3 separate regions of the Homo sapiens genome follow, and all the other regions are linked to region 2. Evidence: read pairs that join two places in POLR2A ChIA-PET (ENCODE). Cell type or tissue: GM12878. All regions are shown on one strand. Region 1 has its middle 9.1 kb from the start of ARHGAP21. Region 2 overlaps PRTFDC1 (phosphoribosyl transferase domain containing 1). Region 3 overlaps ENKUR (enkurin, TRPC channel interacting protein).

The links. Peaks named below come from ENCODE experiments on the same cell type or tissue, not always from the same donor. Only the 100,000 strongest peaks of a DNase experiment are listed, where the experiment ranks them.
Region 1: POLR2A ChIA-PET joins it to region 2 with 5 read pairs; 7 of 35 experiments call an interaction of 5 or more read pairs at or near these places.
Region 3: POLR2A ChIA-PET joins it to region 2 with 6 read pairs; 2 of 35 experiments call an interaction of 5 or more read pairs at or near these places.

What each region holds. Positions count from the first base shown.
Region 1 is chr10:24,730,967-24,734,966 of GRCh38, reverse strand. No RefSeq gene overlaps it. Among named protein-coding and RNA genes, the nearest start is that of ARHGAP21, 9.1 kb to the right of the region's middle. In GM12878, no CTCF peak of the experiment used is centred here; no DNase peak of the experiment used is centred here.
Region 2 is chr10:24,927,760-24,931,759 of GRCh38, reverse strand. The region is part of intron 3 of PRTFDC1 (phosphoribosyl transferase domain containing 1); the gene reads left to right. Among named protein-coding and RNA genes, the nearest start is that of PRTFDC1, 23 kb to the left of the region's middle. In GM12878, no CTCF peak of the experiment used is centred here; DNase peaks (open chromatin) are centred at 1,139 and 2,439.
Region 3 is chr10:24,983,304-24,987,303 of GRCh38, reverse strand. ENKUR (enkurin, TRPC channel interacting protein) reads left to right here. Exons shown (of 6, transcript NM_145010.4): 5 at 2,399-2,568; 6 at 2,928-4,000. The coding sequence ends at 2,934. It also overlaps a transcript of THNSL1 not described here. Among named protein-coding and RNA genes, the nearest start is that of ENKUR, 31 kb to the left of the region's middle. In GM12878, no CTCF peak of the experiment used is centred here; no DNase peak of the experiment used is centred here.

The sequences.
Region 1 (4,000 bases), 200 kb after region 2:
CATAAATTGCCTATTCATCTTTTCTATTTTAGTTATTGGTTTATGGAGGCTCAGGCTATAAATCCTTGGTGGGAGGCCGGGCACAGTGGCTCATGCCTGTGATCCCAGCACTTTGGGAGGCTGAGGCGGGTGGATCAGGAGGTCAGGAGTTCAAGACCAGCCTGGCCAAGATGGTGAAACCCCGTCTCTACTAAAAATACAAAAAATTAGCCAGGCGTGGTGGCACGCGCCTGTAATCCCAGCTACTCCGGAGGCTGAGGCAGAGAATTGCTTAAACCTGGAGGGGCAGAGGTTGCAGTGAGCCGAGATCATGCCACTGCACTCCAGCCTGGGCGACAGAGCGAGACTCCGTCGCAAATAAATAAATAAATAAATAAATCCTTGGTGGGTTATATCAGTTGCATATATCTTCTGATAGACTGTAGCTTGTTTTTTCATTTTGTTTCTAATTACTTGGTCACTCAAACCATTATTTAAGGCAGATTAAATAACATACAACCAGATTGGGCAACATAGCAAGACCCTGTCTCTACAAAAAAATTTAAAAAATATTAGCCAGGCATGGTAGTGCACATCTGTGGTCCCTGAGCTACTTGGGAGGCTCGGGTAGGAGGATCAATTGAGCCCAGGAGGTCAAGACTGCAGTGAGCGATGATGGCACCACTGCATTCCAGCCTAGGCAACAGAGCAAGACCCTGTCTCAAAAACAACAACAACAAAATTTATCCTAAAAATGTATTTGTCGTTTATCTAAAATTCGAGTTGAGGGGCCAGGCATGGTGGCTCACGCATGTAATCCCAGTGCTTTGGGAGGCTGAGGCGAGCGGATCACAATGTCAGGAGTTTGAGACTAGCCTGACCAACATGGTGAAATTCCGTCTCTTCTAAAAATACAAAAAAAAAAAAAAAAAAGAATAAAAAATTAGCTGGGCATGGTGGCATGCACCTGTAATCCCAGGTACTCAGGAGGTTGAGGCAGGAGAGTCGCTTGAACCTGGGAGGCAGAGGTTGCAGTAAGACGAGATCGCGCCACTGCACTCCAGCCTGGGCAATAGGGGGAGACTCCATCTCAAATAAATAAATAAATAAATAAAATTCAAGTTGAACTGGGTATCCTATATTTTATCTGGGAACCCTATTGGAGATAGAACTGGAGCATCTGCCTTTGACCCAGAGATGAAACCACCTATGGAAGACAATGGAGCTATTGTAGCAGGCCTGAAGAGCATACTTGGGGATCATTACCTGAAAAAGACATAACTTTCTTTGTAGCCACTTCTAAATACAAGTACTGTGGTATTTAAAAAACATTTTGGTGCAAGAGCTTAGCCTTTGTCCTAACCAATATGTGAAAACTTTCTTGCAATTCCAAGGATTAAAAGGATTGACCAGGTGCAGTGGCTCATGCCTGTAACCCTAGCACTTTGGGAAACCCAGGCAGGAAGATCACCTGAGCCCAGGAGTTCAATACCAGCCTGGCCAATATAGTGAGACACTGTCTCTACTAAAAAACTTTTTTTAATTAAAAAAAAATTTATCATGTTTCAGGGATTATGAAAACAGAATAGTGACTTGGGGGAAGTTACTAAACTTTCATATAAGAAAAGAAATCCGGCAGGGCACGGTGGCTCGAGCCTGTAATCCCAGCACTTTGGGAGGCTGAGGCGGGTGGATGACTTGAGATCAGGAGTTTGAGACCAGCCTGACCAATATGGCGAAACCCCGTCTCTACTAAAAATACCAAATTAGCCAGGCATGGTGGCGGGCACCTGTAGTCTCAGCTACTCGGGAGGCTGAGATGGGAGTATTGCTTGAACCCAGGAGGTGGAGGTTGCAGTGAGCCGAGATCATGCCACTGTACTCCAGCCTGGGCAACAACAGAGTGAGACTCTGTCTCAAAAAAGAAAAGAAATCCTACAAGCAAATCAAAGTGAATTACCTAATGCAGGGGTTCGCCGACTGTGGCACATATACCAAATCCAGTCTTCTATCTGTTATCAAGTTTTATAGAAACAGCCACATTCATTCATTTATACGTTGTCCATCCCTGCTTTAGTACTGTAACAGCAGAGTTGAGTAGTTGCAACAGAGGTCGCGTGGCACTGCAAAGCCTAAAATATTATCTATCTGGCCCTTTACAGAAAAAGTTTAATGATCCCTGACCCAAAAGAAAACCATTACTCACCTAAAAATTTTTCTCAGCATTAATTGATAAGAAAAATTTTGAAGAAAACAAATAATGTGACTTAAAGATTGAATCATGTGGTCATTCACATTTAAAAGCAGCTGAAAGGCTGGGTGCAGTGGCTCATGCCTGTAATCCCAGAACTTTGGGAGACTAAGGTGTGAAGCTTGCTTGAGGCTGGGAGTTCAAGAATAGCTTGGGCTAAAAATTAGCTACAACACCCAGGTAATTTTTAAATGTTTTTGTAGAGATAGGTCTAATTATGTTGACCAGGCTGGTCTTGAATTCCTGGGCTCAAAAAATCCTTATGCCTCGGCCTCCCAAAGTGTTGGATTACAGGTGTGAGCCACTATGCCCAACAGTTTTTTTTTTAATGAGACACACACTAAAATCTGATTTGTTTATTGCCTGCAACATTTTTCTTTTCTTTTTTTTTTTTTTGGTTTCAAACACCAATTTGAATGAGGCTTTTTTATACTAAAAAGTTATCTGTTGTTTATCTGATGTTCAAATTGAACTGTGTGCTCATTGTTTTTATTTGCTAAACTTGGCAACCCTACCTCCAGTCACTGTGAATCGGGGAAGGGTCTAGGAAGGCACAGATCTAAGCCTTTTAAGGGAAGACTTCCAGAGTGACACACAATCATTCCTGCCCACATTTCATTGCCTAGAATTTAGTCATGGCCACACCTAGACACACCTAGATAGAAAGTCTAGCTTGTTAACCAGGTGCCTAACTAAAATACTACTATTATAGGAGAAGGAGAGAACAGATTTGGGGGAACATTTAGCAGGCTACCATAGTATATCTTTGAAAAAAATTTTTTTTAGTTTCATTAGTTGTAAATTCTGTCAGAGACATCAATTTCTCTAAATCAGATTTCTGTTGTCTTCTATATTTTTCATCTCCTGTCTAATCACTTTAATCTTTGTCCTTTTCCTTTGTATTTGATGTGCTTTAAAACAAATCTGTCATCCATCCCACAATTTTCTGCTAGATATTTCTTATTTTTATTTTTTAAAAATAGAGATGAGGTCTCACTGTGTTGCCCAGGCTGGTCTTGAATTCCCAGGCTCAAGTGATCCTCCCACCTTGGCCTCTGTGCTAGGATTACAGGCATGAGCCACTGTGCCCGGCCAGACATTTCTTATTTCTTCTTATTTCTAATTCATGTATTATTTCTGCAACGGTATGATTTTTCCCTCTCAATACCTTCTCTTAGCCATTCTAACATCTTTTATATTTCATTCATTCTCTTGTGATTTCACTTTTGATATATTTTATTTTCTTCGGGGTATGAAACATTTGTCTCTATATTTCTTCTGCTTACTGGGGTTAATCTTCTTCCATAATATATCTTTTCTTTTTAGAATATATTCCTTTATTTCATCTCTTCCCCAATATCACAATTTAAAATGTTTATGTCAGTCTTATTTCCTTTTCATTCATCTTTGATGAATATTTACTATCTAAAATTTCTATTTATATTGAAAGAAACAGGGTGGATGAATTATCTTTGAGGACCCCAGGCTTCTTGTTGGATTCAAGCAATGAGGAGCCACAGAAGAAAGCTGGAAGGAGGCATGAGAATGGGTTCGTAAAATGTGGTATGAGATTGGGCCCCTTCATAGTTTTAGTGTTTGTTTTTTTCTTTTTTACTTCGTAATTTTTAAAAATTAAAATATAATTGAAAAAATCTTTGAGGAGAAAGGTTATGTAAGCCTGCCATCTATCCTACTTAAGCCCAGATGTGAATTACCACATATTGCCCTGCGATCTTTTCCTATCTGAGGGAAGAAGCCTTGGTTAGTTGA
Region 2 (4,000 bases):
ATCTTGACATGGAGCTTTCTTTGTCAGAAGATTTTTTTAATTGGAATTAAGTTTATTTAGTAGATATGGGAGTATTCAGGCTAATAGTTTTCTCACTCTTTAATAGTTTGTGTCTTTCAAGGCATTTGTCCATTTTATCTAGTTTTTACATTTCTGGACATAAAGTTGTTTATAATATTCCCTTATTATCTTTAATCTCTGTAGTGATATTCTCTCTTTCAGTCCTGATAGTATTAAATTGTATCTTCTGTCTCTTTCCTTTTCTTCACCAGTATGCCTAAAGGTTTTTCAATTTTTTTATTCTTTCAAAGAACCAATTTGTTGCTTTCTCGATTTTCTCTTTTGTGTTTATGTTTTCAGTTTCATTGATTTATGCTTTTATGTTATTTCCTTCCTTCTGTTTGTTTTGGGGTTAATTTTCTTTTATTTTCCTAGTTTCATAAAATGAAAGTTGAGTTCATAGATTTGAGATTTTCTTATTTTCTAATACAAACATATAATGCTGTAAGTTTTCCTTTAAGTACTTCTTTAGCTGCCTCTATACATTTTGATATATTGTGTTCATTTTCATTCAATTCAAACTATTTTCTAATTTCCTCTTTCACTCATTGGTTGTCTCGTGTTGTTTAATTTTCAAGTATTTGGGGGATTTTCCATACATAATTCCTGTATTGTTTCTAGTTGAATTCTGTTGCAGAAACTGTATTTTGTATGATTCCAATTCTTTTAAATTTTTTGAGGCTTGTTCTATGGCCCAGGATATATTTTATATTGCGGAAACTATCACCATTGTAATCCATGTCAAACTAAATACTACTATTTCTTTCTAATTTCTCATACCTTTTCCTTGCGTATTTCTCTAAACAGCACCTCTTAAGGGTGACCACTGAAAAAATAGGAATGTTATTTATAATTTTTCAGCTAGTAAAGAGGATGAAAAGGAATAAAGGAAACTCCAAACTTGATTAATTCAATAGTAGACACAAAATAAGAAACAGGCAGCCTTATTATATTTGTACTACACATAATGAAACAGACACCTGAGATGTTCAGTAACATGCCCAAGGTCAAGCAGCATGTAAGTGGTGGATCTAGTATTTAAATCAAAGTTCCACGCCAGAGCTCAAGACTGTGACCACTGGAGTGTACAGTCTCCCTAGAGATGTGTTGAGATAAATTAGGCTAAAAGGAAGAACATTTGACCAAATGAATCAGCATTATTTTTTCTTGAGCTTTATTTTGACATTCACCTAACCCGGCTAAGCCAGCTTCTATTATTGCTGGAAGAATGACAATATCCATAAATAGACAATTACCTGCTTTTTTTTCTGAAATGTTTTATATGTTGAATTAATAAGCTATCAAGTAGTACCTTCTAAGAAAATGAATATTAACACTGGGTTTTTCTGTAAATTATGGAAAACTATGCTTTGCTTTTCCTCTTTCTGCCCTGCACCATGGAGATACTCCACAAGACATGAACTTTCACTCTACCTGCTTGTTCTCTGGATTCACTTAAAGCTTGCTTGCTGCTTTTAGGAGGCCAAATCCAGAAAAATTCGGAAAGAACCTTGAGCTTCAGGCTTCATACTAACTCCTGAGCATATAGAGACTCGAATCAAAGAGAAACAGGCATAATTCAGCAGTCCCTTGAGCTACCCGATTGTGTGTGTGTGTGTGTGTTTGTGTGTGTGTACATGTGTTTAGAGGCAGGGTCTCGCTCCATCACCCAGGCTGCAGTACAGTTGTGTGATCATAGCTCACTGCAACTTCAACCTCCCTGGGATCAAATGATCCTCCTGCCTCAACTTCCCAAACAGCTAGGACTGCAATCAGATTTAGTGTGTTTTGAGAAAGCTCTATCAGGGTGGAAGTGGGAGGCCTTTTGGGATATCTATTCTAAGGGACTTTGAGTGGAAAAACAGGAGGATTTGAGGGAAGTATTGTTAGGTGCCAGCAAGTGACTTTTTAGACAGCTTTTTTGTATGTGGATGCATTATTTGCCAAGTTTTTTCCCTTTATTCTCTCTCAAATGTTGCCCTGGTTTAAAAGCTCATTAATTTATATGCAATCCAATGTGAGGATAAAGTGTAATTCAGAGGTGCAACATTCTGATCTCATTGTTTCCCACCAATTTGGTTAGCTAACCTCTGTACAAAATACAATCTTCAAACTACAACTTCAAGGCTTTAAAAATTGAGGATGAATGTTATTTTAGGCAAGCCACAGTTGCCCTAGATCCTGCCCCATGTTGTTTGAATGTGCCCTGCTTTGTATGAATAATTCCTGCATGTTGGCAACACCAAGAGATTTTTTGGAGCTAAAATACAACTCACAGTGTAACCACAGTAGGGCCGAGAGATTTGCCACACAGGGGATGTGGGCCCCTGGGGAAGCTGGCGTTCGTATTAAAGAAGCTCATTAGAGCTAAGGGTTAGCCACAAACCTGCTCCCTTGAGGGAAGAGAAACGCTAAATACATTTTTTCTCTCTCATTCCCACAGTTCAGAACAAAGGGTTTAAATCAGTCAGCTCTTGTTATCTGTGCTTGTGAGGAATGGGAACAGAATGGATAAGCCAGGTTCAGTGTCTTTAGTTTTAGTGAGTAGTCTTTACCCTACACCAGGGTGAACTTTTGCTGAACTGTTTCCAAGTAGCAAGGGTGCCTGGAATTGAAAGCCTCCCTTTCTTTCTTTCTTTCTTTCTTTTTTTTTTTTTTTGAGACGGAGTCTGCCTCTGTCGCCTAGGCTGGAGTGCAGTGGCTGCGATCTCGACTCACTGCAAGCTCCGCCTCCTGGGTTCACCCCATTCTCCTGCCTCAGCCTCCCGAATAGCTGGGACTACAGGCGCCCGCCACCACGCCCGGCTAATTTTTTTGTAGTTTTTTAGTAGAGACAGGGTTTCACCGTGTTAGTCAGGATGGTCTCTATCTCCTGACCTCGTGATCTGCCTGTCTCGGCCTCCCAAAGTGCTGAGATTACAGGCGTGAGCCACTGCGCTCAGCCGAAAGCTTCTTTTTCTTGGCACGGTGGCTCACACCTGTAATCCCAGCACTTTGGGAGGCCGAGATGGGCCAATTACCTGAGGTCAGGAGTTCCAGGCCAGCCTGGCCAACATGGTGAAACCCCATCTCTACTAAAAATACAAAAATTAGCTGGGCGTGGTGGTGGGCACGTGTAATCCCAGCTACTTGGGAGGCTGAGGCAATAGAATCACTTGAACCCGGGAGGTGGAGGTTGCAGTGAGTTGAGATTGTGCCACTGCACTCCGGCCTGGGCAACAGAGCGAGACTCTGTCTTAAGAGAAAAAAAGAAAAAGAAAGCCTCCTTTTCTTTCTGAGACAGGAAATCTGTGTTTAGCAGAGTCTCACCTTGGGCTTTGGGTGAAGAAAAAAGACTCCAATTCTTTGAAGATAGTAGAAGAGTTCCTCAGTTGTGGGGGGGTGCCAGATGGGTCCAAAGTAGGTTTATAGGTAAGCACATGCACACACACATACATATTTTTAAGTAAAAATGGAGAGGAAAAATAAAGAAATAGGAAAATAGAAGAAAATAAAGGACTAGAAGAGGGAAGATGAGAGACCACAAAAATTCTAAAACTTACCATATTTCACTAAATCTAAAGGCATCATAGATTGTTACTTTATGTACCACTATGAAAGAAAAAATGCTCTAAATTAAGCCATGATTTGACATGGATTGTATGTAAGATGCATCTTGATTTGGGAGATATTATAACAAAAAATGTGTAACTTGGAGTTAGTGAAAATTGGTAGCGCCTCATCTTTTTCAGCAATTTTATTTGCAAGTGTTCAAATAGCTGAAATATAACAGAAAACATTGTCTTTACTCTTTGGTCATTTAAAAATCTTGGGTCCTGTGCCGGGTGCAATAGCTCACGCCTGTAGGATCCCAGCACTTTGGGAGGCTGAGGCAGGCAGATCACAGGGTCAAGAGATAGAGTCCATTCTGGCCAACATGGTGAAACCTCACCTCTACTAA
Region 3 (4,000 bases), 56 kb before region 2:
ACAAGAAGCACTGAGGCACCCCAGGAGCAGGGACAGTAGGAATTTACCACCACCTACGCTTGAAAGGCAGCAGGCACAAGAAGCAGTGTTGTCAGAATCCAGTGAGAGCTGGAGCTGGGCTGAGGGTCATAGTCACAGATGAATGCAGCTAGAACCCATGTCTAGACTGTCCTAGGAGAGGAGGAGAAATGCCCCAACCTCACTCTCCACCCTCCAGGGCCTTCTGTGGCTGAACTCAGGCCAGAGGGCGAAAGAGCTGGGAGCACCCCACAAGGTGGAGAATGTTTGGGGGTGGGCGAGGGTGCAAAAGGAGCATGAAACTGAAAACTTCTTATTATAAGATCACTTCTCCCTGTCTGAATTTTTTCCAAAATGAACGATATTATTTCAGCTTTAAAATAGAAGAGAGGAAAATTAAGAATTAACAATAAGGGAAAATCACTATTGCTGCAACACATGAAGTATCTTTTTAGATGAAATAATGAAAAAACCTCTTAAAGTCAGCACGTAGCGTATTTCAATATAATATGAAATATTAGCTACATTTAGTTTCCATCCCTGGCTGTTGACTTTGATCCAAACGTTATTGTACACACTGGAAGATAAAAGCAAACTATCCTTTAAAAGAAAATACAGAGAAAAACTGTAGCTGCTGTGACTGCAAGTAATATGGAAACATCACCCAACTAGCTATGAAAAACCTTTGATATCCGCAAATGTACAAATACATAGACTTCCTCTCTGCAATAGCCACTCCTGTGGAGCACTGTGGGAACCTCTTTCACATTTCATAATGAAAGGCTGTGGAGAAATAGAATTCTTTTGAGGGCTTCTTTTTGGAATACATCGCATACACTGTCAAGAACTGTGTAGCCTCCTCTTTTTAAAATTTAACCTGGATACTTTTTCTTCTATCCTTTCCCTTTCCCAGATCCTTAGCTCACTCAAGAAGGCCTCATAATTTGTTGCCCTTTTCCCCAACCAACCTCTTCTATACAGTGTGCCCTGACCTGTCATCATCCCTTTTATCTAAGCATGGAAATAAATCAGTGAAATTGTATTGTCCCTGAAAGTTTCTACAAGATTAAATTTGTACAAGAGCTTACTATGACAGCATAATTATATAAGACACTTGTAATCCTCTTTTACACCTAAATGTATGGCCATAGTTTTCAAAGACCATGTTTTCAAGGCAGTATTTTAAGTTTTGGAGTTTTGGTTTTGTTTTTGTTTTCAGGCAGGGTCTCTGCTCTGTTGTTTCAGGCTGGAGTGCAGTGGCGCAATCATCGCTCACTGCAGCCTCAACCTCCTGAGCTCAGGTGATCCTCCCACCTCAGCCTCTCAGGTAGCTGGGACTACAGGCCCATGCTACCACACCTGGCTATTTTTTGTATTTTTTGTAGCGACAGGGTTTTGCCATGTTGCCCACACTGGTCTCGAACTCCTGGGCTCAAGCAATTCACCTGTCAAGGCAGTATCTTAAATTGCACTTTCTGTTTTGCTTTTGTGTAAATAAAATAATCTATGTGCCCATAATGAATAATTAAAAAGTGTTGACTTATAAAATTTCATTGAATTAATTTAATTACTAGTTTAAGACCATTTTGTCTGTGGAGCCCATAGGGCACTGTGATAAAAAAATGATAATTATGCAGAAACAGAAATAACTTTTATTGCTCCTAAGAGATCCCTAATTTTGAATTTGTTGATTTCTGAGAATAGAAACTGTTAGCTACATTATTGAATTAGCATGTGTGTTACATTTAATGACCTTTCAATCATTTATAGAATACATTAATGGGAACTGTAGATCCCTTGACTATATGGAGGGCAATTGGTTCTTTCTAATATATTGAAAGGACACTTAGAAGATCATCTTTTGTACAAGTGAATTTTGGCAATTTTACAATCCCATTTGTTAGATATAAGAAAATATAGCCATCCACATCAGAATTAGGTCTTTTATGTGATTTGTCTGTTGAAGAATGAGGATAAAAAATAAAATTTTACAAAACAATTTTCTGTTCAAAAATGTTTTTGACTCGAGGATATCATTCTAAGTTGTTTTTTACCCATGCATTTGCTGTGAGCTTTAGCTTCACACTACTCATAACTCTGCGTGTACATTTTTGATGGTAAAAACAAGTACAGTAACAACAAAAGCAGAGCAAACAAATACTCCCAGTGGGAACTGAGCACACAGTCAAGGATGGGATTTGGCCTCTGTACAGTATTTTTGGTTACCGTGGCCAAGTACTTGATAAATACATTTCATTTTAGAAGTTATTTTTGTCAGTTTCTTTTACTTATTGACATTTTTCATTACCAATTAGCTTTTCCCATTTCCTTTACTTTTGCAGTTTGCTTTGGTATTTACAAGTTTCTTGACCATTTGCAGGGGCTGAAAAAGAACTGGGAAGAGGTGCATAAAGAATTCCAGTCCCTCTCGGTCTTTATAGATTCTATACCAAAGAAGATCCGCAAGCAGAGGCTGGAAGAAGAAATGAAACAACTAGAACACGACATTGGCATAATTGAAAAGCACAAGATTATTTATATTGCCAATAAGTAAGAATGGATCTTTAAAGTATAACAATTTCAATGTAGGGGAAAAAAACATGGAAAATATAAAAAACTCCAAGTTTTTCAAAAAGGAAAATACTATGAAGAGAATAAAAATAGTCTTAATCAGAATGCTTAGGCAATATGCAAAGAATAATTGAGTTATTCACTTACACAAGAAGAAATTTTGTTTTTACTAGTGTCACGTTTTCCACATATAAACTATTAAATTTGAGAATATGTGTTCCAGTTCCACAATGTAATTCATTATTATTATGTACTTGTTTCACATAAACATTAATTTCTAGGTCCTGAAAAATAAAGTCAGCACTCAGAACTTCACTTTTTTTTTTTTTTTTCTGCAGCGCATGATACCAACAGCACAACTTTGAAAACTGTTAAGTATTTTGAACTGGAAATAGTAACACGTGCCTTCTTGCTACTCTAAACTGTCTCCAACACATTGTTTCTGAGCTCCACAAATGCAAAAGATGTATTTTCCTGTGGCCCATGACATTTGCAGTTATTCCCAGTGAGAAATATTTTCAGTATTCGTAACACTGTATATGATGAAAGGCTTCTATTTGGAGGAAGAAAAATTAAGAAGACAACTTACAAAATCAAGATGACAACTTATAAAGGCATCATTGAGGATGATTAAGGAGAATAGCCTCCTTTCTAGCATACCAACCTCGATACTCTTATTTTATTCCACAACTCACTATGCATATCTTATTTAAATGTTTTTTTCCTTTTGGTCCTTTCTACTTATCTATTTTGTGAATTCTAAAGTTACATTTGTAAGATTACATAATCTATTAAGCAATAAGTTTATGTTAGTAGAGCTGTTTTCAACCCAAAAATAAGAAAAAATAGCTCTAAATATCTAAAAGGAAAAGGTTATTTTATGAAATTTTAAATTAGAAAAATTTGGTAAAATATATGCAACTATAAAATATCAGAGAAATAACAATTTCTACTGCTTACACTGGTTTTTATCCTCTGGACAACATAAAAAACAAAATATGGGAGTCTTTCAGGCTTTTTTCACAAACACAGAATTTGGAAGCCTTATAGAAAAGCTTATTTTGGTTACTTAAAGAAAAGTAGTTTATATACAATTATTTTTTGAAAATTCACTTGAAACTTGTCCATATGAGTATCTTTATTCCTTTATTAACTTAGGGCAGATATAAAATAAAGGATAATATATGACAAATTCTCACTTACCAAGAATGGTTGGTTGCTATTTAGGGTAGGCTAACAGCTGTGACAGTACACTCCAAAATGTATAATTACGTAAACACATATTCAATTCTTGCTAACATAGCAGTACTTTGCTGTGAGCAGGTCAGCAGGAACCCTTTTCTGCAGTCACTCAGGGACCCAGACTTACAGAGTGGGTAGGATGCATCTGATCCAGAGTTAGGGAGAGGCA